Linked DNA regions of Homo sapiens: region 1 is linked to region 2. The links are chromatin loops, found by intact Hi-C in ENCODE. Cell type or tissue: OCI-LY7. All regions are shown on one strand. Links, peaks and the distances in the headings refer to the core of each region. The heading gives the core; the rest is flanking DNA.

What was found. A loop is a pair of places that touch in the nucleus more often than their neighbours do. Peaks named below come from ENCODE experiments on the same cell type or tissue, not always from the same donor. Only the 100,000 strongest peaks of a DNase experiment are listed, where the experiment ranks them.
Region 1: a loop joins it to region 2, with 2.7 times the contacts of the local background. A loop is called at or near these places in 7 of 110 quality-filtered maps.

What each region holds. Positions count from the first base shown.
Region 1 is chr5:17,261,804-17,274,370 of GRCh38, reverse strand. All of the region lies in intron 1 of BASP1 (brain abundant membrane attached signal protein 1), which reads right to left. Among named protein-coding and RNA genes, the nearest start is that of BASP1, 50 kb to the right of the region's middle. RefSeq lists a silencer at 7,083-7,212. In OCI-LY7, for the core only: no CTCF peak of the experiment used is centred there; a DNase peak (open chromatin) is centred at 4,970; H3K4me3 peaks cover 1,998 bases; H3K27ac peaks cover 2,297 bases.
Region 2 is chr5:17,313,886-17,326,452 of GRCh38, reverse strand. No RefSeq gene overlaps it. Among named protein-coding and RNA genes, the nearest start is that of LINC02111, 67 kb to the left of the region's middle. In OCI-LY7, for the core only: no CTCF peak of the experiment used is centred there; DNase peaks (open chromatin) are centred at 7,712 and 8,742; H3K4me3 peaks cover 1,813 bases; H3K27ac peaks cover 2,500 bases.

The DNA of each region.
Region 1 (12,567 bases), core at 3,945-6,444, 49 kb after region 2:
AACACGTAAGGTAAACAGGATTCAGTCTATCTTCTTACCAAGCAGGGGCAGTTATGAAAAAGCCAGTGTCTCTTGCTGGCTGTGTCTGACATAAATTCATTTCAAGGTATTTTCAGCTTAAAAAAAGTAGTTCTATAGTAACATAAAATTGTTGTTCATTATCAATTTCCTGGTTAGAATTCAAACTATACATGCACGTTCAATGGTCATTAACAACTGTCTTAAGGCTGCCGCTTTCATTCTGGCACAAGAAACTCCATTTGTATTTGAATCTTGAAATTCTCTCCTCTGAAAACCAAGCATTAAACCAGATAAATAATAAATTATAAATTTATAAATAATAAATTTCATCCAGAACCATGGCCAGAGCTAAACAGACTCTTGGTGCATTTTTTTTCCTTCAAGTCCATTTTTCTGTCACCACACATCAGTGAAAATCCACTGAAATGTTGCTTTTGCAAAGAAAATGGTTGCTTTTCCTGGATGAAGCGTGGCAGAAATCACATTATACTATCCTCGTTAGTCCCATAAATGAGAAAAGCCCAGGAGAGAGCATCAGCCTTGCCCTGGACCCCAAGGGAGGTTAGAAAGAGCAGGGGGGAACCACCTGGTTTTGCCCAGGTCAGGTCCACTGGCAGAACTGTACACACTCCTTTGCCAGCTTTGCAAATATATACATCCCTTATTTAGAAAAGAAGGATTTGCTGTTTATTACTTCCTTGGAATCAAGATTCATGACAGTGAAATAACCTATATTTATCTTATTAAAAGTCGAGTTTTTGGTGGAAGAAAATGAATTCTTCAGTCAAAATTTTTCTCACCATTCTATATGCTAATTTCTAATCTGGAATGACTTCAGTAGTTGGGGGAAGAGAAAAGCAATAAACTGAAATTTGACTAAAATACTATTCATATTCTCAAGAAAGGTCTTTATGATGTTACCTAAGATTCTCTTACATGTCCTTTTTTTTTAGAAAAGGGGGTGGCAATTGGTCATAACCTGCTTCAGACAGGCTCTATTGGATTTAATTTTTGATTATTTCTCCCTCAAAAGTAGAAACAAACATACATGGCAAAAAATACAATTAAATATACTTTCATCCTATAAGCAATCACAGAGCAGTACATGAAAATATAAAGAAATAAACCGGATCAATATTTTAAATTATAGTTTATAACTCTTCCATTGAATTCTTAACTAGTCAGTATGCACGAATGGCCTATACCAAATATAATTTCAGCTCTGATATTTCAAAATACATTGGGTCCCTTAGGTTGAGCTAAATAAGAAACAGGAAACCTAACAGGTCTGCCTTTAGGATCTTCTCTCAATCCAGTAATAGAAACCCATACACCAACTTAGAAATTACAGACACTAAGATAAAGTGCAAACATAGGGGGTCCAGTAAGTATAACATGGGGTGCTGCTTTCTGACACCCACAGCATGAAATTCTATACAGCAATCCCCAGAGGTTTAAAGTCATGTTGGGTTACAAACCTAAAATCTGAGTTACTAAAACTGGCTTTTCTGACACATAGTTAAGGCCACATTCTATTCTTTGTTTTATGCCCAGCTGCGATTTGTTTCTGGGTCGAAAATGAACACACGTAATCAAGTTATAAGTAAGAAAATATGTCTCAATCCAGTTTGTTTTTCAAACAAAGTTAACAAACGCCCCTGGCATTTTGCTAATTTACCTCTACTGGTTATATTGAGGTATCAGAGGGACGCTCATAGGACCCACCTGAACCCTCGAAAAGCAGGATTGTCTCATTATTTCCCAAGACCATATGCGTGAAGACCTTGCCTACAACATCTATTAACTGTTTCCTAGGTATCAAGCACAATCCTACTCATAAATATATTACATAAAATATGTAATCTCAACAGCACCATGGGGTAGTATGCCATTCACATTCTCCTTTTACCCATAAGGAAATCCTACTAGCTGAGTTCGTGGAGCTGTACTATGAGCAAAGGCCAAGTCCAGCAAAATTCAGTAAGGCAGGAAGGCACCACAGAGGGGATAGAAGGAACTCCACTGAGAAGCCGGCAATGGGGCAAAGCTCTCAGCCCAGGAATGTTATGCGCCTGGGTTACAAGGATGGTGCCACCTGGGGTAGTTCAGAACTCAGGTGTTGAGGGAATAAGGAAGAAATTCAGTATTTTGAGTATCCTCTGCCTCTCAACATTTCATCTTCCTATTTGCCAGAGAAGCTTTTTACCAAGAGAAAGCAATGAGCATACAGTTTAATGATTTCATTCTTTTTCTTTTCTTTCTTTTTTTTTTTTTTTTTCTTGAAATGCAGTCTCAGTCTGTCACCTAGGCTGGAGTGCAGCAGCAGCACAATCTCGGCTCACTGCAACCTCCGCCTCCCAGGTTCAAGCAATTCTCCTGCCCAGCCTCCCGAGTAGCTGAGATTACAGGAGCCTGCCACCATGCCCAGCTAATTTTAGTATTTTTAGCACAGATGAGGTTTCACCATGTTGGCCAGGCTGGTCTTGAACTCCTGACCTCAGGTGATCTGCCCACTTCGGCCTCCCGAAATGCTGGGATTACAGGCGTGAGCCACCATGCCCAGCCGATTTCATTCATTTCTGTTACTTCTAATTTTGAAAGACATCATTTGGTATAGAAAGTTAGAAGTTGGAACTTCTAAGATTAAAATAAAGCAGTTAAAAAAATACAGCAATAGACAATCCATGCTGAAAAGTCACTTCAACTAAAAAAGTCACTAAACCAAAGCTCTACTGAAAAGGCCGAGACTGACTTTGCATTTCTCCACAACTAGGAAATTCACTAGAATTTTGTAGCACAGCAACAAAATTCAGACCAATGCTGAAGGCACTGACCTCAGTTCTATGTGTTTATGTATTAACCAAACACTAAAACTGACCTCTGTTATGACATCTCAGAAAAAAGCTAATTCTGGAGCTGTCCTTTAAAGACCGGGTGTGGTGGCTCACACCTGTAATCCCAGCACTTTGGGAGGCCGAGGTGGGTGGATCACTTGAGGTCAGGAGTTCAAGATCAACCTGGCCAACATGGCAAAACCCCGTCTCTACAAAAATTACAAAAATTAGCCAGGCGTGGTGGTGCACACCTATCATCCCAGCTACTGGGGAGGCTTGAGCCTGGGAGGCAGAGGTTGCAGTGAGCCGAGATCAGCCACTGCACTATGGCCTGGGCAGAGTGAGACCCTGCCTCAAAACAAAACAAAGCAAAACAAAAAACAAAAAGCAAACAAAAAAGCTGTCCTTCAAAGAAAACTCGATGCCACAAGGGCGAAAATGACAGGCTTACCGATTAATATTGGCATAGAAAATAACCATAAACAGTAGTAGAGAGAGGAATTTCACTGAGTTTAATCTGGTAAATATTGGACAAGAATTGAATTTCAAGGAGACTTTGCACATTGGGTCATGGCAGAGTATAAAAATCCCACCTCCACAGCACACCCACCCAGAATCCTTGGGCAAGTTATTTAATCTCATCGTCCTTCCGTTTCCTTTAAAATAAAAAAATTTTTTTAAATGTCAATTTAATGGGAATTTAATGTGAGGCCATGTGAGTACAACATTTTACATTTCCAGGGACTGCAAAAATGTTAGTTCCTTCCCCCATCATTTAGTTTGAAAATTCTTAGATAATTCTTTGCTGGTAAATTCCAACAGAATAGTTAGCACACAGGTTCCACACACACAAGTTCTAGAATCAGGAATCTGAAGCACCACAATGAAAAGAACATTTAACATCTTTTAAAAATGTTTAATGTTATCAGAAAGATGTTTGGTATATGTGTTCCATGCATGCTCCTGCTGGTTCTATTTGAAAAAGAAGTTTTTACAGTTATCTGTTGTCACCATATTGTAAAGGTAAAATCTCTACTTCTTCGCTCTGAATATTTTACTACTTAAGATTCTAAGAGGTTTTCAGTCTTTTTAAATATATTAACAGTCCATTCTGCCAAGAAATCAGTTTCTACACAGAGATAAAAACCAAAGATTAGTTAAATCCATTCCTCCCAATTAGAACGAGTATTGGAGTGATCAGAGAAAGAGAAGAGGGGGCTGTGTGTGGTGGCTCACACCTGTAATCCTAGCACTTTGGGAGGCCGAGGCGGGCAGATCATCTGAGGTCAAGAGTTGAAGACCAGCCTGACCAACATGGAGAAACCCCGTCTCTACTAAAAATACAAAATTAGCCAGATGTGGTGGTGCATGCCTGTAATCCCAGCTACTCAGGAGGCTGAGGCAGGAGAATCGCTTGAACCTGGGAAGTGGAGGTTGCGGTGAGCCGAGATCGCACAATTGCACTCCACCCTGGGCAACAAGAGCAAAACTCTTGTCTCAAAAAATAAAAATAAAGAGAAGAAATGTAATTGCATTTTTTGCTGTCCCCTCACCACCTCTTCATCACTTGGTCCAAGGAAACAAGAGAAAAGTGTTTTGATCACCAAGATGGAAAAGGAATCCCAATTCTTTTACTCATTTAATGCCTCAAATTTCACGTGTAAAGGGTAAAAACCTGGTCTACAGCTTATCTTGGCTAATAAGCTAAACACACCATGTTAATGAGAGAAGCTAACATTGTCAAATGTCATTTTGTTTTGCTACTTCCTGCAGAAGAATACTGTTTGTTTATCATATGTCAAATAGCTTAATAGAGATACTAACTTACATCTTTAAAATCCCCCACAACTATCTTGTGACTAGTTTTATTCCCTTCCACCTTATAAAACCAAGCCTCCATCCAATTAATCCCACCTGGCTAGAAACAGCTATTCTGGAAGAAATGTGATAAAGTTCTGCTTTTCGGTGAAGAGAGAAGAGAGTGTGCCATTCGAGCACTGTGAGTTGATCAGAGCAACCTGGGCTGGAAAGCAGGCAAATCAGAGGGAGGCCTGAAAAGGTCAGAGGGAGGGTTGGAAGTGATTATTCATCACACCAGCCTGGTCCTTTTTTGCCTACACCTGCCAGGAAACTCAAAAAGTGTTTGCATCCGTGGAATACATACCCATCACCTTCTGAGTCTCACTTCCTACAACTGATGTTAGCTTAGACTACACACTCAGTCCTGACACAAATCTTTCTTTCGTTTATTGGCAGCAAATCATGTTCCCTAATAAATAAACGTGTACATTTATGAACGTTCATGAAACTTTTAAAGACAAGTTTCTCTAACTTCTTCATGCCTAGGAAGGCCATAAAAGAGCAACTTCATAGCTAGGTCAGCAAGGTAAGGTGAAGTTTTTTTGTTGTTGTTTGTTCGTTTGTTTTTGTCCTCAGAGACAACTACACTTTAGTGTCTTCAGAGGATCTGGTTAAAAAATCAATAAATAAAAATAAAGAATGAACATAGGCCTAAAAAATAGGTTTTAATTCTTCCTCCAAAGCAAATTAAAACAATTCTGTTGAGTCTTAGAGCTAACAAGTATTTCTTATTTTACAGAAATTTCTATTTATAGGAAAAATATGTGGTCCTATGCATTGCTATAATAGCAAACCCCCCAAAAAGAAAAACCAGTAAACTCCTTCTTACTATTGAGAGCTTAAATTTAATATGAAAATTTCTTTGGGAGAGTAAAGGTGAGAAATAATTTGAAATCTGATGTTATAATGAAGACACTCTGTAATAGAGACAATCTCCTCTACCGAGTTTTCCAATTGCTTGTTCCTTTTTCTCCAGGAAGCCTGTCAGGGAACACAGAAGATATTCCTTATCCCTTCAGATCATCTGCTGTGTTTATTTTGTACACAGAATCCACAGGACACACTGGGTCCAGATCCCCTCTGTACACGCTATTTTAATAGCTAAGAATTTCACTAAAAAACCACAATTCTTACAAACTATAATAGGATCCCCTCTGTACACACTTAATAGCAAATAATTTCACTAAACAACCATGATTTGGCTGCTGACATGACCAACTCATCCAGAACTTTCCTAATACGCACTTACATTTTTTCTTACCTTACACCACTCCATTAGCACAGCCTACTGTATTAAAATTCAGTCTTTCAGTTTGAGAAAATAAAGGTGGAAGAGTAGATAGCAAAATGCCGTATAAGAAAAAAATAAATTATGAAATATTTTATTTGTTTGACTTGTGTCAAAAACAAGCCACCTAGCACTCAGTATGAAGTTTGCTAAAAACGATAGGTGTGCTAGGGGTTGGTCTCCACTGTCAACAAAGTGCTATGAGACTCAGTGGTTACCTCCCACTCTGGATCTCAAATTTCCTAATCAGTAAAACAACGATACTTAAAGTGTATTCTCTTTCTAGGGGGAAAAATAATTTTATGAATGCTTCTGGCACTAAATAAAATGCAATGCAAGATAAAGAAACAAGTGGTATTATCAACAGAGTTCAATACATCTACTAATCACTGTCATAAAAATATATCATCTTACACCCTGAAGATTAAATTGACAACCAGCTGCTATTACTATGATTGGATGTCTTCATACGTCATTTCAACGTGAAGCTTGCTGAAAATTAGAAATAAAAAAAATTTTAAAAAGCAAAAAAAAAAAAAAAAAAAAAAAAGGGCTGGGAGCGGTGGCTCACGCCTGTAATCCCAGCACTTTGGGAAGCTGAGGCAGGAGGATCACAAGGTTGAGAGTTCAAGACAAGCGTGGCCAACATGGTGAAACCTCGTCTCTACTAAAAATACAAAAATTAGCCAGGTGCAGTGGCGTGCGTCTATAGTCCCAGCTATTTGGGAGGCTGAAGCAGGAAAATCGCTTGAACCCGGGAGGCGGAGGTTGCAGCGGGATGAGATCGTGCCACCGCACTCCAGCCTGGGGCCTGGTGACAGAGCAAGACTTCGTCTCAAAAAAAAAAAGCAAAAAAAAATACAAACAAAAATTGTAAAATGACATCCAAATATTTATTAAAGCACAGAATGTTTTTTAACATTTTCAATTATATTTAGAAAATCTTCTCAGAATAATGTGTAAACTCTGTAAGGAATGAGTCAGGATGGAATGGCTCACTGAAGACATCTCAAATAGCGTCATAACTGTCAGAAAAGTCAGGTTTCATCAGCTTCACTCACGCAGAACTAGCTCACAGTGCCCTGGCTGTGGAAGACACTCGGTTGTTTCCCCTTTACCTACTTTTGATGGGTCATCTACCAATCACTGGTGGTCCTGCCTTGCAAGACCCAATCTCTTTGAGCAAGCGTGCTTCCTAAAAACAATCAAACCATCTTTTCCTTTTATGCGATGCTAAGTAGTATCAGCCTACAGATACTTTAAATTATCCTTTCAAATATAGTTTAAATCAATCTCACAAGGGCTAATCACAATTCTCGAAAACTAATGTGATATTCAGTTTAGTGTTATGTAGAAACGTTGAGAAAAATAAAGTGGGAAAAGTTCTCAGCCCCAAATTTCCAGCGCAATACAACCACTTAACAAAACGAAACCAGGGTGTATCACCATTTTTACAGAGCTATCCACAGGCAACATTTTGAAAGATTATGTTTGGAGTTCCTACATTGAGAAAGAGTTCCAGGTCAGATTTTTTTTTTTTTTTTTTTTTTTTTGAGACAGGATCTTGCTGCTCTGTCGCTCAGGCTGGAGCGCAGTGGCGCGATCTCGGCTCACTGCAACTTGCGCCTCTCGGTTCAAGTGATTCTCGTGCCTCAGCCTCCTGAGTAGCTGGGATTACCTGTGCACCACCACACCTGGCTAATTTTTGTATTTTTAGTATTTTAGTAGAGACGGGGTTTCACCATGTTGGCCAAGCTAGTCTCAAACTCCTGACCTCAGGTGATTCGCTTGCCTCAGACACCTAAAGTGCTGGGATTACAGGCGTGAGCCACCATGCCCCACCCCAGATATAGCTTTTAATGCCAACTTTAGGAATATCAACAAGGAGGCCATGGTGAATTCAAACACAATAAGGCAAAGATTCATTACTCTTAGATGAACAAGAGCAAGAGTGAGAATGAAATAAGGAGGGAGGGAGACAGAACAGAGCAAGCAAGGGAGGGAGAGGTGGCGAAGGAACAGAAAAAATGCCTCTCATTTTGAATAAATTCTCTTTTCATCATCCTTAAAACCGCTTTTTCTGAAAATCTACTCCTCCAGACATAATCTTTTTCCTGCATTTTTAACTTATGGAAATTGAAGCCACATATACTGTTCCTTAAACTTCTATAGCAGGACACTGTCAGAGACACACCAGGGTGAAAATATCCCGCACTGTAGGATTTAAATCATACCTCCATTCTGCCCCAAAGTGACAGCAATGAATCGGGAAGCCCAACGGGTTAGTGTCCCTTGCTCTGTGGTGCTACCAGAGGAACCCAATTTGACCAACAACTGCTGTGGCGACTGGAGTTACTGAGCTGACCTGTTCTTCAGCAGGACTTATTATGTCCTTAATAGAAGACACTTCTGCCCCTTGCAGTGACTAAGGGTTCTCAAATCCCTTTGCTGGTACCAAGTGAAAACGCATGGGTCAGCCCTGCTGCCTATGCATTCTTTGGGTTTGGGTCAAGACTCCTGCAGTATTTAAAGACACAACCCTATATATCAGAACGGTATCTAATTAACATTTGAGCTGGAAGTTGTTCTAATAGCTTTGCAATGAAATGTGAGGTTTCTGAGAACTATCATTTATTACTTCCTTTCTTTAGTCCTTTAAATAAAACACTTACTAAACAGGTTGTTTGGATATAGGAGAGCAAGAAAGGGAGAAATGTTGGCTCAAAAGGAGTATCAAGTAGGAAAAACAATAGTGTTATCATTACCACCATTAAGAGGATTTCAGTGCTTTGTGGCAGGTCTAAGTGATGACATGCCATCAGGTTTCTAAAAGATGCCCTCCAGAGACCAGGGTCATCCAAATAGCTCTCAAGAGCCCTTCTGCATTTTTGGCGGCAAGCAAAATTATGGGTAATGAAATGCTAATGTTTATCTCAGCCTATACACTTAATTTTAGAAGGTTTGATATGCAGAGGCTCACCATTTGTGGACTGTTGAACCTTCATTTCAGTAGCACTTTGTTGGTTACATCCATTATTTAATGTTATTCAAGTCTTCGCATGATATGGTTTTTGGATGAAAAATGGCAAGCCCCCCAATATACCATTGCCCTTCTTCAGAAAATGCAACCTTGCACAATGCACAATTTCCAGGAGTTATCCACCCACAAGCCAAGGGGGTTACATGCACTGGGTCCTTCCCATAATTACCACATGTGCTCCATGATATCTCCAATTAGATTTTTCATTAACACATTTTTACATTTACGTTGCTCTGTCAATTAACAATACCATGGTTCTGTAATGTAATAAGAATCACTGGCATACATTAACTGCCATATAAAATAAGAAAATGATATCAAATTTCTCCATATGATTTGAAAGTTACTATGTTCACTACTTTACATGCCATTCCTATTTATATCTTCTTTCCCTGCATTATTATAATATCTAAGCACTTCCTATATAGGGCAGTTTGAATCATACAAAGGCCCTATCCACTATAAAGTTTCTACTTTGAAAATGCAAATTTGGATTTATTAACCATTTCATCTAGAACCAGCAGAATAAAGTTATTAAGGATGAGATCAGACAGATGACAATGGAGAAGATGGCTCCAAGTCTATAGCAAAACCCAACATAAATATGCAACAATGTGTGTCAGAGACTGGAGTGTTATTTCTGGTTTGATTGCAGCTTCATCATTGCAATCAAGACAAGAAGTCATCTCCTTTTCATTCTGTTTCCATCTTATAATCAGAAAAAAATATATCTGCTTACAAAGATGCAGGGAATGAATCAAAGTTTCAAGACAAAGTTCAATGTGTGGCTGCAGCACATTAACTGTGTACCCTTGGACAAGCAACTATCATCTACTAATTCAGAGCTGCAAAGGTTAACAAGAATTATACACCAGCCAATCCACTAACAATTTTTTTTAAGTAACACAAAGTTACAACTGAGTTGCATCTACAAGCAAATCCATCACCAACAAGTTGGGTTTATAATTACACAAGTGGAAAGAATCCAAGATATTGGTCAAACCTACCTGAAGCAAATGTTGGAATAAGAGGGAAAAAATTCTTTTTTATATAAAGAAAAGAATTTACAAACAATAAAAAAGCACAACACATACAAAGTATTTTCAATACTGTCAGAAGAAAGAAATCTAAAATATTTATGTCCAGCAATTTCTATTTTCAACAAGTGACTGGCCCTTTTCTTTTAAAGGTCAAAATTTTTATTCTAAAAGAGGAAAATGAAATAAAGGTAATGCAGCCCATGTGTATTTTTAGTATTCCAACCAGTATGTGCTCTGTCGCAGTGACTTGTCAAGTCTTCAGTGCCTGGTGGCAATTTCCATTGTTGAAATTATTGTTGTCGGTGTCTGATTCAGCCAAGGCTCATATTTAGCAATTCTAATAACATCCCCATCATTTAGAGGATGCAGATGTCCTCTGGGGAGAGGAAACTGTCCTAAGAGGTGCCAACCCATGTCTAAGTTTCTAGGTAAACCTTTGAAATATCATGAGTAAAAATTTAGAGAAAACATTCGAGACAATTTATTACCTTGTCACAATAAAAATGTTCCTCACTGTAAAAAAGTATGATAAAGATATGCAACAAACTTGAGGGAACAAAGTACACATACACAGATTAGCACACACTCACATTTCTACAACCAAATTTTCCCAAAGAGGTGATCCAGATGAGTTGGATCTACAAAGTCAGAAAGTCCCTAATACAAAAGAAGATTAATCACAAGAAACGCCTCCATTATTCTTCATGAAGCCCAGTCTAGTCCTACAGATGCACTGGCACAGGGTCTTTGGGGATCTCTCATCAAAAATCCAAAATGCATAAATATCTGAGGTGAGCAATGTTCATTACCTTAATTTTATCTTACCACATTTTATTCAAAAATTGTAATACCAGCTGGGGTGCAGTGGCTCATGCCTGTAATCCCAGGACTTTGGGAGGCCGAAGCAAGAGGATCACTTGAGCCCAGGAGTTTGAGACCAGCCTGGGCAAAATAGTGAGACCCTGTCTCTATTAGAAAAGGAAAGAAAAGAAATGTTAAAAAAAAAATGTAATACTACTTTGTACCCCATAAAGATACACAATGAGACTCTGTCACAATATAATTTGTAAAAGTCAACATCCAGAGTGATCTCAAGAACTTCTGATGTTCAGAATTAGTCTAGAAAAATAGATTTGATTAGGGCTGGGTGCAGTGGCTCACGCCTGTAATCCCAGCACTTTGAGAGGCCAAGGCGGGCGGATCATGAGGTCAGGAGATCGAGACCATCCTGGCTAATACGGTGAAACCCCATCTCTACTAAAAAATATAAAAAATTAGCCGGGCGTGGTGGCGGGTGCCTGTAGTCTCAGTTACTCGGGAGGCTGAGGCAGGAGAATGGCATGAACCAGGGAGGCGGAGCTTGCAGTGAGCCGAGATCGTGCCACTGCACTCCAGCCTGGGCGCCAGAGCAAGACTCCTTCTCAAAAAAAAAAAAAAGAAGATTTGATCTTAGTGAGGAAATATCTTTAGGTGTAAGACGTGACAGGGAACATAAGTGAGTGAAGAGCCTAGTCTAGCAAGAGGGAGAAGACATATGAAGACAATTAAAATATAAATGAGAGTAAGTCAAACGTTATCAAGAGAAGGAAAAGCAATAGTTTCACCAGAAGAGATGACGATTAGTTGAGATCAGGATCAGAAAGATTTATAGAGAAGGTAGAGTCTGAGACAGTAGAAATATAAAAAATACTTATTCATATACACTCAGCATAAGACTGTTTTGATACTTATCTTTACACATATCAACTCATTAGCTATCTCATCAGTTCTACGAGGGAGGAATTATTACTATCCCCACTTTAGCATGAGGAAACAAAGACACATAGGAGATAAATAACTTGCCCAAGATCAACCAACCAGTTATTTGTGGAGGTGTGAGGTGAATGCAGGCACTCTGGCTCACTCAACCAGGTTAACGTTAAGGTTTCTTAGCCATCATGATAAGTTGCCCTGAAGAACAAATAAGCTTTCTACAGATGAGGATGGGTAAATGCAAAGTGTTTATGTCAAAGGGAACAAAGAGGAAATGTCCAGTTGAGATTATTAGAAAACCCTATTGATATTTAAGAGGAAGGAGAGGACTCTCAGATACTTGGAGTGAGAAAAGATGGACTCTAAATCTATAAAGGTTGCCTAATAGGGAAAATTACTTAGATGACAGAAAGCAGAAAAACAGCTCTTGTAGGAGTTAGAAAGGAAAAGATGATGTCTCAAAAAATCAAAAGAGAAAATTTTACAAAGCAGCTTGGAGGAGGCATATGCTGCTACAAAAAGGTTACAAAAGATAAGAAGAGATGGCGCAAATTGATCCGGTGATGGGCTGTCAACAACGGACCCTAGAGTCACTTCGATAAAGGAGTGAAGACACCTGCCTCTTTGAAAGGGCTCACAGAGCACATGAGGCGCCAGAAGAGAAAGCCACAATGGTCAATACCAGAGAGTGTTGGTAACGGCAGAAACGTGCAATTTTGGCAAGACTTTTAT
Region 2 (12,567 bases), core at 6,560-9,059:
CAGGCTGGAGTACAGTGGCTCAATCTTGGCTCATTGCAACCTCTGCCACCTGGGTTCAAATGATTCCCTCCTGCCTCAGCCTCCTGAGCAGCTGGGATTACAGGTATGTGCCACTGCACCTCACTAATTTTTCTATTTTTGTAGAGATGGAGTTTCACCATGTTGGCCAGGCTGGTCTCAAACTCCTGACCTCAAGTAATCTGCCTGCTTCGGCCTCCCAAAGTGGTGGGATTACAGGCATGAGCCACCATGCCTGGCCTTTAATAATATCTTATCTCTTTGTTTATTTGGCATAGTTAAGGAGTGAGAGGCTTACTATTCTGTAAATCATTAGGTCATCTTGTGTCAATAAGCAATAAAATATGTATTTATCTTTACTTCTCTGCCTTATTAGGATTTTGTAAAAACCACAATCTAATGCTATATTGATGACAGGTTTATCATAAAGAACCCCAAATTTTGCATTGTTATTAAACACACTGATGTGCCAGAGACTCCTACTGAGGGGGGTAGGGCTACTTGGTCCTTCACTGAATGGCCCCACCAGACTGCTGCCTTATTTATTTTTCTTTCTAAATTCTGAGGTCTATATTTTAAGAATTCTTCTCCCTCATTCCTGCTGTCAGGTTTGGATCTCTCTTTTCTTTTTACTGATATGAGATCTCTTTTAGTAATTCACTTCCCATCCCCACTTTCTGATCTGTGGCTTCAGATCTATAAGCCCATCTTACAATGGACTGGACAAATAGATCACCAAGCTTGTTAGAACTTAGTGAGTAGGCACAGAGGTACTCTCCTAGGGATCAAGTAGAGGAAATTCAGTGAATGGAACATGTTATATCTAACTTGGCCAGTTGTTACAATTCTGGACTTTTTTTTTTTCTGTTACAGGCTATTGAAAATATTACGTAAACTCTATTGAAATAATGTGTTCTTCTGTCATGTCTGAATGCTCAAGGAATACAATTCTAGAATGAATTCCTACTTTCTATTTTTTCAGGCTGTGAGGATGATCATGATGAAAGAGAGAGAGAGAAAACATGCCATAGGGCTTCATCGTAATCCCAGGGCTCAGTTTCATCTTTCAGAAATGTAATCTTTTAGTTTATCCAAAGGTTATTAAATTTTGGAAAATTAAATCACACTAACTGTATTAGTTTCCCATTGCTGCTGTGACAAATTATTACAAACATAATGGCTTTAAAAAAAACCCCACATATTTATTATCTTACAGTTCTAGAGGTTAAAAGTCCAAAATCGGTCTCACTGGGCTAAAGTGAAGGTATCTGCAGGGCTGGCTCCTTCTGGAGGCTCAGGACCCCTTCCTCCATCTTCAAAGCCAGCATGGCAGCATCTTCAGATCCTCTCCAACTATCTAACCCCTGCTTCCATCATCACGTCTTCTTCCCTGACTTTGAGGCTCCTGGCTCCCTCTTGTAAAGGCCGCAGTAATTACTTTGAGCCCAAGCCGATAATCCAGGATAATCCTCCCATCTCAAGATCCTTAATTTAATCACACCTGAAAAATCCCTTTTGCCCTATAAAGTAACATATTCACAGATTCTGGGAGTAGGATATGGGCCTCTTTGTGTGTGTGTGTGTGTGTGTGTGTGTGTGTGTGTGTGTGTGTGTGGTGGGGAAGGGGCATTATTCAGCCTCTCACACTAACAATGTGCTGATTTAAAAACCAGAATGGCAATTTTTAAGTTATAATTTTAAGATATCTGGTAGGATAACGGGAATTGTCTTTTTTACTTAGGACACTCTTCAGCCGGGGAAAGTGAGGAGACCAAATAAGAACTTGCTGGTGAGCATAGAATTATACCAGTAGATATGGACAAGAAACTGTAGTATTATAGCCTGGCAAATTATCTTTTGTACCTTTTGTATACAAATATTTCTACCCAGGTAGGCAGTAATGGCTATTAGAACTGTTTTTCTGAGTAGTTCTTGAGTTCTTTTATCAATGATACAATGTATTAATGATTCGTTATATCAACTGATACATTGATACTGATACACTGACTCTCTGGTTTTCCTCTCACTATATCCCATGGAAACTAGGACTGGCTGTTAAAACAATGTTTCCTTGTGCACACATAATGTAATGCGCCTGGTTAAAATTAACTTTACACCTAAAGGCAGTTGAAGCACCATAGTCAGAAAGGATATTCTAGGGTGAATCGTTAGCGTGTACAGTATCACAGTGAGGAACCAACTCTTCATTTACTTATTACTTCACGTGTCTTGCAATTAAGAGATTTATTAATTAGCAACTGGGATGTAAGCAATACATTTTCAGTGGTGAAGTGAGTGTTTTTCAAAGTCAGTGAGTGGTTAGAAACATCGGATGGGTCCCAGTGTCTTTAGTACAGGACCCAGGAAGCCCAGGAGGCTGACACAGTCAGTGTAACATTTGAAGTCTAGAGTCATATTAGTCCCGCATTGCTCTGTTTCATGGAGGACGCTGACAACTCACCAGGACCTGGTCCTGTCTGCAAAACATCCTTTAATCTGCCTAAGAGTGTAACTTTTATGCATGGCGCCAGTCAGTATGCCAGAGAGGAGACTTTTCCGAGCTATGAGAATAGGTCTCATGACTGTTCAGTGCCTGCTTGGTAGTAAATATTTTTACCCTTAACAAGAATTGAAAGAAAACAGCTTTGCCACTTCTTAAAAGTAAAAGCCAGGCATGGTGGCTCATGCCTGTAATCCCAGCACTTTGGGATGCCATGGTGAGTGGATCACCTGAGGTCAGGAGTTCAAGACCAGCTTGGCCAACATGGTGAAACCCCATCTTTACTAAAAATACAAAAAATTGGCCGGACGTGGTAGTGGGCACCTGTAATCCCAGATACTTGGGAGGCTGAGGCAGGAGAATCACTTGAACCCGGGAGGAGGAGGTTGCAGTAAGCCGAAATCATGCCACTGCACTCCAGCCTGGGTGACAAGAGGAAGGCTCCATCTCATAAAAAAAAAAAAAAGTTAGAGATGAAGTTACCATATCACCCACCTATTCTACTCATAGGAATTTATCCAAGAGAAATAAAAACATACGTCCACATGAATATGCATAGCAACGTTATTCATTTGTAATAGCCATTTGGAAATAATTCAAAGGCCAGCAACTGGTGAACAGATGAACAGAATGTGGTATATCCATACAGTGGAATACTGTTAAGAAGAATACACAAATGAAGTATTTATACACATTACAACATGGAAGAATCTCAAAAATATATACCAAGTGAAAGAAGGCAGTCACAAAACCACGTAGTGTATAATTCCATTTCTAGGCAAAGTTCAGAAGAGGCAAATCAATCTATAGAGACAGAAAGTAGACCATCAGTTGCCTGAGGCTGGGTGTGGGAACAGAGAGTGACTGCAGATGGACACAGAGGATGTTTGGGAGATAATAACAATGTTTTCAAATTCGATTGTGCTGAAGGCTGCATAACTCTGCATATTGACTAAAAGTAATTTAATTGTATATATAAAATGAAAGAATTTTATGAAATACAAATTATATCTCAATAAAGCTGTTTAAAAAATAATTACATATTGTGAAACATGATAAATGTCAAACCAATGGTAAAAAATTATAAAATGGTTGGGCGCAGTGGTTCATGCCTGTAATCCCAGCACTTTGGGATGCTGAGATGGGCGGATTGCTTGAACCCAGGAGTTCAAGACCAGCCTGAGCAACATGGCGAAACCTTATCTCTACAAAAGAATACAAAAAAATTAACTCGGTGTGATGGCATATGCCTGTAGTCTCAGCGACTTGGGAGGCTGAGGCAGGAGGATCACCTGAGCCCAGAAAGTCAAGACAGCCGTGAGCCATGATCATGCCACTGCACTCCAGCCTGAGCAACAGGAGTGAGACGCTGTCTCAAAAAAATCAATCAATAAATAAATAAAATTAAAAGGTATCCAAGTTTTTAATATCATATTATCATGTACCCCTCATTAAAAATGTGAGGATTGGCCAGGTGCAGTGGCTCACACCTGTAATCCCAGCACTTTGGGAGGCCAAGGAGGGTGGATCACTTAAGATCACGAGTTCGAGACCAGCCTGGCCAACATGGTGAAATCCCATCTCTACTAAAACTACAAAAGTTAGCCAGGTGTGGGAGCACATGCCTGTAATCCCAGCTACTCAGGAGGCTGAGGCAGAAGAATCACTTGAACCCAGGAGGCAGAGATTGCAGTGGGCCAAAACTGTACCACTGCACTCCAGCCTGGGCAACAGAGTGAATTAGACTCTGTCTCAAAAAGAAAAAAAAAAGGTGAGTGTTCATCTTCAATATATGTGTGCATTTATTTATTTACAAATAATAACATGAACTAATGTATTAATATCTCATATACAGCTAAACTAGACCCCAAAAGTAAAATTACTTTTTTTCTTTTTGAGATGGAGTCTTGCTCTGTCACCCAGGCTGGAGTGCAGTGGCACGATCTCGGCTCACTGCAAGCTCCACCTCCCGGGTTCACGCCATTCTCCTGCCTCAGCCTCCCGAGTAGCTGGGACTACAGGCGCCCGCCACCACGCCCGGCTAATTTTTTGTATTTTTAGTAGAGAAAGGGTTTCACCACGTTAGCCAGGATGGTCTCGATCTCCTGACCTCGTGATCCGCCTGCCTCGGCCTCCCAAAGTGCTGGGATTACAGGCGTGAGCCACCGCCCCTGGCCAGTAAAATTAATTTCAAACATATAAATATATAATATTTGAATTCGAAAGTACTCATTTCATCACAAGGATTTTAAGAATAAAGGAATGCAGGGATTAGAATTAGTGAGCAAAGTGAACTCTAGAGTAATAAGCATGGGAATGTGGGAAGCCACCAGAATTGACACGGACAAGACCACCCATGCATAATCAACCCTCAGAACATTCATCAGATTGAAAATCATGTATTTGCATGATGAGCAATGGACATCAATCAAAATAAACCCAGCTGTTCTGAGGATGGCAAACATTCAGGAACATGGGACTGCAGACCCTCTTAAAAATAAATGTCAACGGCCGGGCGCGGTGGCTCACGCCTGTAATCCCAGCACTTTGGGAGGCCGAGGCGGGCGGATCACGAGGAGATCAAGACCATCCTGGCCAACACGGTGAAACCCTTTCTCTACTAAAAATACAAAAAATTAGCCGGGCGCGGTGGCGGGCGCCTGTAGTCCCAGCTACTCGGGAGGCGGAGGCAGGAGAATGGCGTGAACTCGGGAGGCGGAGCTTGCAGTGAGCTGAGATCGCACCACTGCACTCCAGCCTGGGTGACAGAGCGAAACTCTGTCTCAAAAAAATAAAATAAAATAAAATAAATAAATAAATAAATGTCAAGAAGGAGAGTTCAAAAGAAGAGGACAGAGAAAGAAAAATTGAAGGAAGTCATCATATGAAGATGAAGCTTCCTACACAACATGATCTGCTTCCAGGTGGGAGGGATTTAGTCACACACTCTGTCTTACCACCTATTGTGACCAAAAAGTTCATTATAATAAGGACTGTGCCAGGTTCATATGGAATTATAACAGCTATTAAAACTTTAAGTAAGTTTGCTACATCCAGTGGTGTTTATCTTTAACACTTTCCCCGAGATTTCATTACAAAAATAATAATTTCTGTTGCCTTTGATGTTTACAGTGTGATACATTCAGGGAGTTACAAACTATAAATGAATATAACCAAGGCAGAGGGGTTCTTATTAGTGAGTTGTAAGAGATAGATAAAGTTGGATGGGGAATTGAGGGCCATAGAAAAAAAATAGGGGGTTAGGACTTTTTCTCTGTACCCACCATAGGGGCCATTCTATGCTTTTGAGTACAAGGCCATCTGAGCTATGTGGTTTTCAGGGGGATTGATGGAGTGCCACACACAGCATGGACAACTTTGGGGAGAGTTGAGAGGCAGTATTCTAACTTGCTGGAATTTTAACAGAATACCAAGCCAGAGCAGACTGAAATTGAGGACCCTGACCAAGATGTCAGCAGAAGAATAGAAGCAAGAGTACAATCGAAAGCAAAGAATTTACAGATGGTTGATGGTGATGGAGGAGTTTGTAAATCCTGATGCCAAAGACTCTCCAACACCAGGCCAGACAGGGGGCATATTCCACTGAAGTGCACAAAGATAAGCTAATGCTCCACTGGACTGAGCTAAGCTAGATGTGTGGTGGAGGGCTTCGGAGCAGCCCAAGGTCAGAAGCTGCTCCATCCTCTTTATTTATTTATTTATTTATTTGCTTACTTATTTATTTATTTTGGGGACAGGGTCTCACTTTGTCACCCAGGCTGGAGTGCAGTGACACCATCAGGGCTCACCACAGCCTCAACCTCCTGGGCTCAGGTGATCCTCTCACCTCAGCTTCCTGAGTAGCTAGGATGACAGGCACCTGCCACCACACCCGGCTAACGTTTTGTTTTTTGTTTGTTTGTTTGTTTGTTTTTTGTAGAGATGGGGTTTTGCTATGTTGCTCAGGCTGGTCTCAAATTCCTGGGCTCAAGGGATCTGCCCACCTCGGCCTCCCAAACTACTAGGATTACAGGCATGAGCCACCATGCCTGGCCATGCTCCGTCCTCTTTATCTGTGCAGTCTTGCCTGTCCTGTCCTGCTTCCTTGCTTCTCAATAGCACTTTTAAAGAGGCAGAGGAAAGAATTGAAGGACGTGTCACTAATTGTTTCTAAGTGGTAAACAAAATCACATTACTTTGAAACACGGACTTTCTCTCCATTCATATTTAAGAAATTTTGTAAGGAAGACTGAAGTAAGAATTAAAAGATCCATAAAATCCATATCCTGTGATTTGATACGGCTGAGAGTGTTGTGGCTTACAATTGTCTTCAGCCACTCGGGAGGAAACAAGGCCATGTTCTTTGCAGGATCCTGAGACCTGCGTTTTCAGCACGTGCATGGAAGCGATATCTAAGAGACTGAAATAAAAGGGATAATTCCAACATCTTCTTTTTTAAGCGAATTTTCCATTCATGTATTCCTATTGTCACTATGGAATCACTCTGGGGGAAGTGTACTTGGAAATCTGTCTTCATTTTCCATTTTCTTACCTGAATACATAAAAACCCTGAGGTTTGGATAGTATTAGTAAACCAAACTGAGAAAACAAACATAAAAAAGGATACTATTTTCTGGCCGGGCACAGTGACTCATGCCTGTAGTCCCAGCACTTTGGGAGGCCAAGGTTGGCAGATCACTTGAGGTCAGGAGTTCATGACCAGCCTGGCCAACATGGTGAAACCCCATCTCTACTAAATTAGCCCAGCATGGTGGTGCATGCCTGTAATCCCAGCTACTCGGGAGGCTGAGGCACAAGAATTGCTTGAACCCAGGAGGCAGAGGCTGCAGGGAGCTGAGATCACTGCACGACATTCCAGCCTGGACAACACAGTGAGACTTTGTCCCCCCCGCCACCCTGCCCCCCAGAAAAGAAGTCTAATATTTTCTGTATTACCTGGTAATAAAATTCAACAATTTAAGATAAAATTATCTATCTGCTTTACTCTTCTACTTTCTAATACCAACGAATTTTCAGGTTGGTTCATGGTTATGGTCACTCAGTCAAATGAAAGTCCTTGCCTTCCTTCATCTCAGTAATCATCGTTGCCAGACATTTAGCTTCCCATTGAATCTGTTATAAAGATCACAACACAAAAGTCACCTTCATCTTTCACTTCCCTTATGGAACCCCCCTTTTTGTGGGTCTAAAAAAAGACATCCTTCTGCTCTGAAGATCAAGAGCAGAAACCATTCTTCTTTTTTTTTTTTTTTTTTTTGAGACGGAGTCTCGCTCTGTCGCCCAGGCTGGAGTGCAGTGGCGCGATCTCGGTTCACTGCAAGCTCCGCCTCCCGGGTTCACACCATTCTCCTGCCTCAGCCTCCGGAGTAGCTGGGACTACAGGCGCCCACCACCACGCCCGACTAACTTTTTATATTTTTAGTAGAGACGGGGTTTCATGATTTAGCCAGGATGGTCTCGACCTCCTGACCTTGTGATCCGCCCGCCTCGGCCTCCCAAAGTGCTGGGATTACAGGCATGAGCCACCGCACCCAGCCTTCTTCTGGTTCTTAATTAGGGCACTATTCAGTCTCCCTAGTTTGGATGGATGGAATGGGATGGATGAAGAGAGAGAGAGATATATCAGATGGACAAGGGATGGATGGACGGATGGATACATTGATGGGTGGATAAAGCAAAAGTAAGAAAATGTTAAGAATCTGTTAAATCTAGTCGGGTGCATATACAGGTATTCATTGGACTATTCTTTCAACGTTCTGTATCTTTAAATTTTTTCATTAAAAACTTGCAAGAATAAAAGGTCATTGGTATAAACACAACAAAGGCCTTTTTCACAGTATTGCCATCTTTTCTCCTCCCAAACTACTCACGCCTTCCCATCATCTCTTCACCTGACACTGCCTTCTTCTTCTCGTCCCAGGCAACAAGGAAGTAAAACAGTTTCCTGCCTCTCACTGTGCACATTCAGAAAGTTGCTCTCTGTAGAGAGAAAATTTTGTCTAAAACAAAATTTTTACTAATAATCAACCGTGATTTTTGTTGAACTGTAGACCTCCACTTGTATTTGTTGCCATTTGAAATTTCCATAGTGCTGTTTCTTCTACACCCTTTATTGCTGAATCCGGAACTCAAGCCAGTCCTTCCCTCCTTATAAGACACACGTTCGTGCACACACACAAACACACACATTCAGTTCCCCCTCCTCCACCCCCACTCGGCTACACTGAGTCAAAGCCCAGCTGGCCCTATTAGAACGGAAAAGGAAAGCAATGAAACAGACCACACAAATATTCTAAGACTGGCTCCTTGGAAGGAAATTGAGAATTCATTGACATCTCCCCAGGGAAAAATAAGTGAAATTGTGTCATTGTCAGACACTCACATAACTAAATTAATGTGAAATTAAAATCAAAATGAAATATTCCTCTTCATGTTAAAAGTAGTTCACTTAAGTAGTCCATGTACAATTGGCCGCTCCTGCAGCACATTATTAAGTGATTTAAAAGATTAATTTTAACACAGATCACAGTTTCAGTGGTGGTTATGCTAGCATTAAGCAAATAAGCATACTGTCCCAGAAAGAAGCTGATGGTTGCAGGGCAGAAGCATCTTGTCTTGCCACAGGCAGTACAATTGCGTTCATACTTCTTGCTTCAGTTTGCAGTGTGTGTATGAGCCTTTAATTCATGAAACATTAGGAGAGGATCTTTTTCAGGAAGTGAGAACCCGAAGTTGACAGACACATAACCTCATCTAGAATGACAACTAACGAGTTCCTAAACCACAAATATTCATTTCAACAATTTGCAATAATCTACCGTGTGCATGCCAAAGCATTCTAGACAGAACAAACAGTAACAGGCCGGCCTTTGCCCCACAGCATGTTCCTCTAAAAACAGATCCATAATCAAATGCTAAGAAAATACATGCCCTCAACCCTGAAGCAAAAATGTGAATGCAAGCTACACGGGGTAATGTTCCCTCTGGACAGACACCAGTAAATCCAGTTTGCATATGAAAATCGAGGCTTCTTTGCTTCCCTGCACACGATGCTAAAGTGAAGGTCAACAATCTCTTTGACCCTGAGTTCCAAGAAGATGGGAGACTATCAGTGACAACGAATGACACAGACTGAGTCCTGGCCTCAGATGGGAATGAGTGTGGGGGGGTGGGCATGGAGACAGAGGAGGAGGATGAAGGAACAAAGGATTTCAAGCGGGGTCAGCAAACTCTTTCTGTAAAGGGGCAGATAATAAGTATTTTAGGCCTTTGGGCCATATGGTCTCTGTTGCAATGACCCCAGTTTGCTGTTGTAGTGCAAAGCTATAAGTGAATAGGTGGAACTATGTTCCAATCAAACTGTATTTATGGACAAACACTAAAACTTAAATTTTATATAATTTTCATCTCTCATGAAATACTATTCCCCCTTTTTTAACGTTTAAAAATATAAAAATCATTTCTTGCTCACCAGCTGTACCATATCAGTCAAGAAGCTGACTTTGCCCATAAGCCGTAGATTGCAGACCCCTGATTTAGAGCATTGATTCTCAGACTTGAGCATGCATCAGTCATGTACATTGATGAGAGCAAACACAAATCCTTGGGCTCTGCCCCAGCGTTCCTGATCCCACAGGTCTGGGATGAGCCTAACCATATGCATTTCTTACAAGTTCCCAGGTGATACTCATGCTACCAAGAACACAAATGGAGAACTATGGTTTAGAGACAAAGTAACAAGACGGAGAAGGGAGGAAAGAAGTGCCCATGGCCAGGCGTGGTGACTCATGCCTGTAATTTCAGCACTTTGGGAGGCCAAGGTGGGTGGATCGCTTGAGGCCAGGAGTTCAAGACGAGCCTGGCCAACATGGTGAAATGCCGGCTCTACTGAAAATACAAAAATTAGTCGGGTATGGTGGCGCATACCTGTAGTCCAGCGACTCAGGAGGCTGAGGCAGGAAAATCACTTAAACTCAGGAGGTGGAGGTTGCAGTGAGCCAAGATTGTGCCACTGCACTCCAGCCTGGACGACAGAGAGAGAGAAAAAAAAAAAAAGGGCCCACGTTGGCCAGGATGAGTCAGCAATAATCATTTGTTTGGGCCACGTAGAGCTGTTTCATGATCCCCAAGAGAGACTTCATTAAAAACAGCTTGCCTTGTATAAACATAAATAAATAACTCTTCCTTCATAGTTGATTCTCTTTGACACAGAAATATGAAAACCCCTATTTATAGTGTCTTTTGCACAGACACACATGAGCATTTAGCTAAATGGATCTTTAGATGGGGCACCCATCATCAATCTCAGAGTAGTAAAATTCTAGGTGAAGTAAATTAATTTTTCCTCCATCTGGGTAAGACTTATTTAGGTAAATAATGAGTAAAATAATTCTTTAGTTGAAGATACTTCATCTACTAAAAGAGCTAGTGCTGGTAGGTACAGACTACTTAAGTAACCAGGTTTTCCACATAAACAGATTTAAAATTCACCTGGGAATTGGTTTTACTCAGAGGTAATCTGACACCCTTCCTAAGGAACCACCCTAATTCTGGCTGTTTTACCCCAATCTGTGTATTGCTCTCATATGGCAATTGAGTGTTGCTTGTCACCACTTATCTCCTTAATTCAACCACAACAGCTGTTTAGTAGGAAGTCTCTTGTCTTTTCATTTACAAGCTTCTCAAATGAGCATGATTAGAACAAACATGACCTCAATTAAGGATGTTATGTTTGGGGGTTTTCGTTTCGGGTTTTCTTTTTTTTTTTCTTCCAGTTTCTTATATTCTAAGTGGTCTTGATTTGTGTTTGGTGTCATCCAGGTGACACTCTCTACTATTCTAGTATCTTTCAATGTTGTTTGCGACAGTTTCGTTTCAGAAGTCACATCGATGATAGAACACAGAATACTAATCCTGTCTAACAAGTGTAATTTGATCTCCAATTCAATTGCTAGTAGCAGGCAACCTCTCTGACCATCTCCCAATAGATGTGCTGGAGTCTTCTGGATTAATCCAATTCATCAGTTGATTGTTGGGGAATATTCAACCTAGCAGGCAGGCATCCTTAATGCTTTATTACTTGATAAGATATAAAAATACTTTCCAGTTAAATATTTTATCTTACGCTATCTCAGACTTATTATTAATTCAAGATCCCTTTCACAATTTAGCAGTTATATCTTTTTTTTTTTGGAGGCAGGATCTCTGTGTTAGTCCCTTTTTGCCCTGCTGATAAAGACATACCTGAGAGTCGGCCACGGTGGCTCACGCCTGTAATCCCAGCACTTTGGGAGGCCAAGGCAGGCAGATCACAAGGTCAAGAGATCGAAACCATCCTGGCCAATGTGGTGAAACCCCCTTTCTACTAAAAATACAAAAATTAGCTGGGTGTGGTGGCAGGCACCTATAGTCCCAGCTACTCGGGAGGCTGAGGCAGGAGAATTGCTTGAACCCAGGAGGTGGAGGTTGCAGTGAGCCAAGATGGCACCACTGCACTCCAGCCTGGCGACAGAGCCAGACTCTGTCTCAAAAAAAAAAAAAAAAGACATACCCAAGACTGGGCAATTTACAAAAGAAGGAAAGAAGGAGGTCTGTTGTTTTGTTTTCTTTGTTTTTGAGATGGAGTTTTGCTGTTGTTGCCCAAGTTGGAGTGCAATGGTATGATCTCGGCTCACTGTAACCACCTCCCAGGTTCAAGCAATTCTCCTGTATCAGCCTCCCAAGTAACTGGGATTACAGGCGTGTGCCACCATGCCCGGCTAATTTTTTGTATTTTTAGTACAAACAGGGTTTCACCATGTTAGAGCCTGGTCTTGAACTCCTGACCTCAGGTGATCCACCTGCCTAGGCCTCCCAAAGTGCTGGGATTACAGGCCTGAGCCACCGTGACCAGCTGAAACTCTGATTTTTAAAACCATCAGATCATGTGAGACCCATTCACTATCACAAGAGCAGCATGGGAAAGACCCACCCCCATGATTCAATCATCTCCCACCAGGTCCCTCCCATGACACAGGGGAGCTACAAGA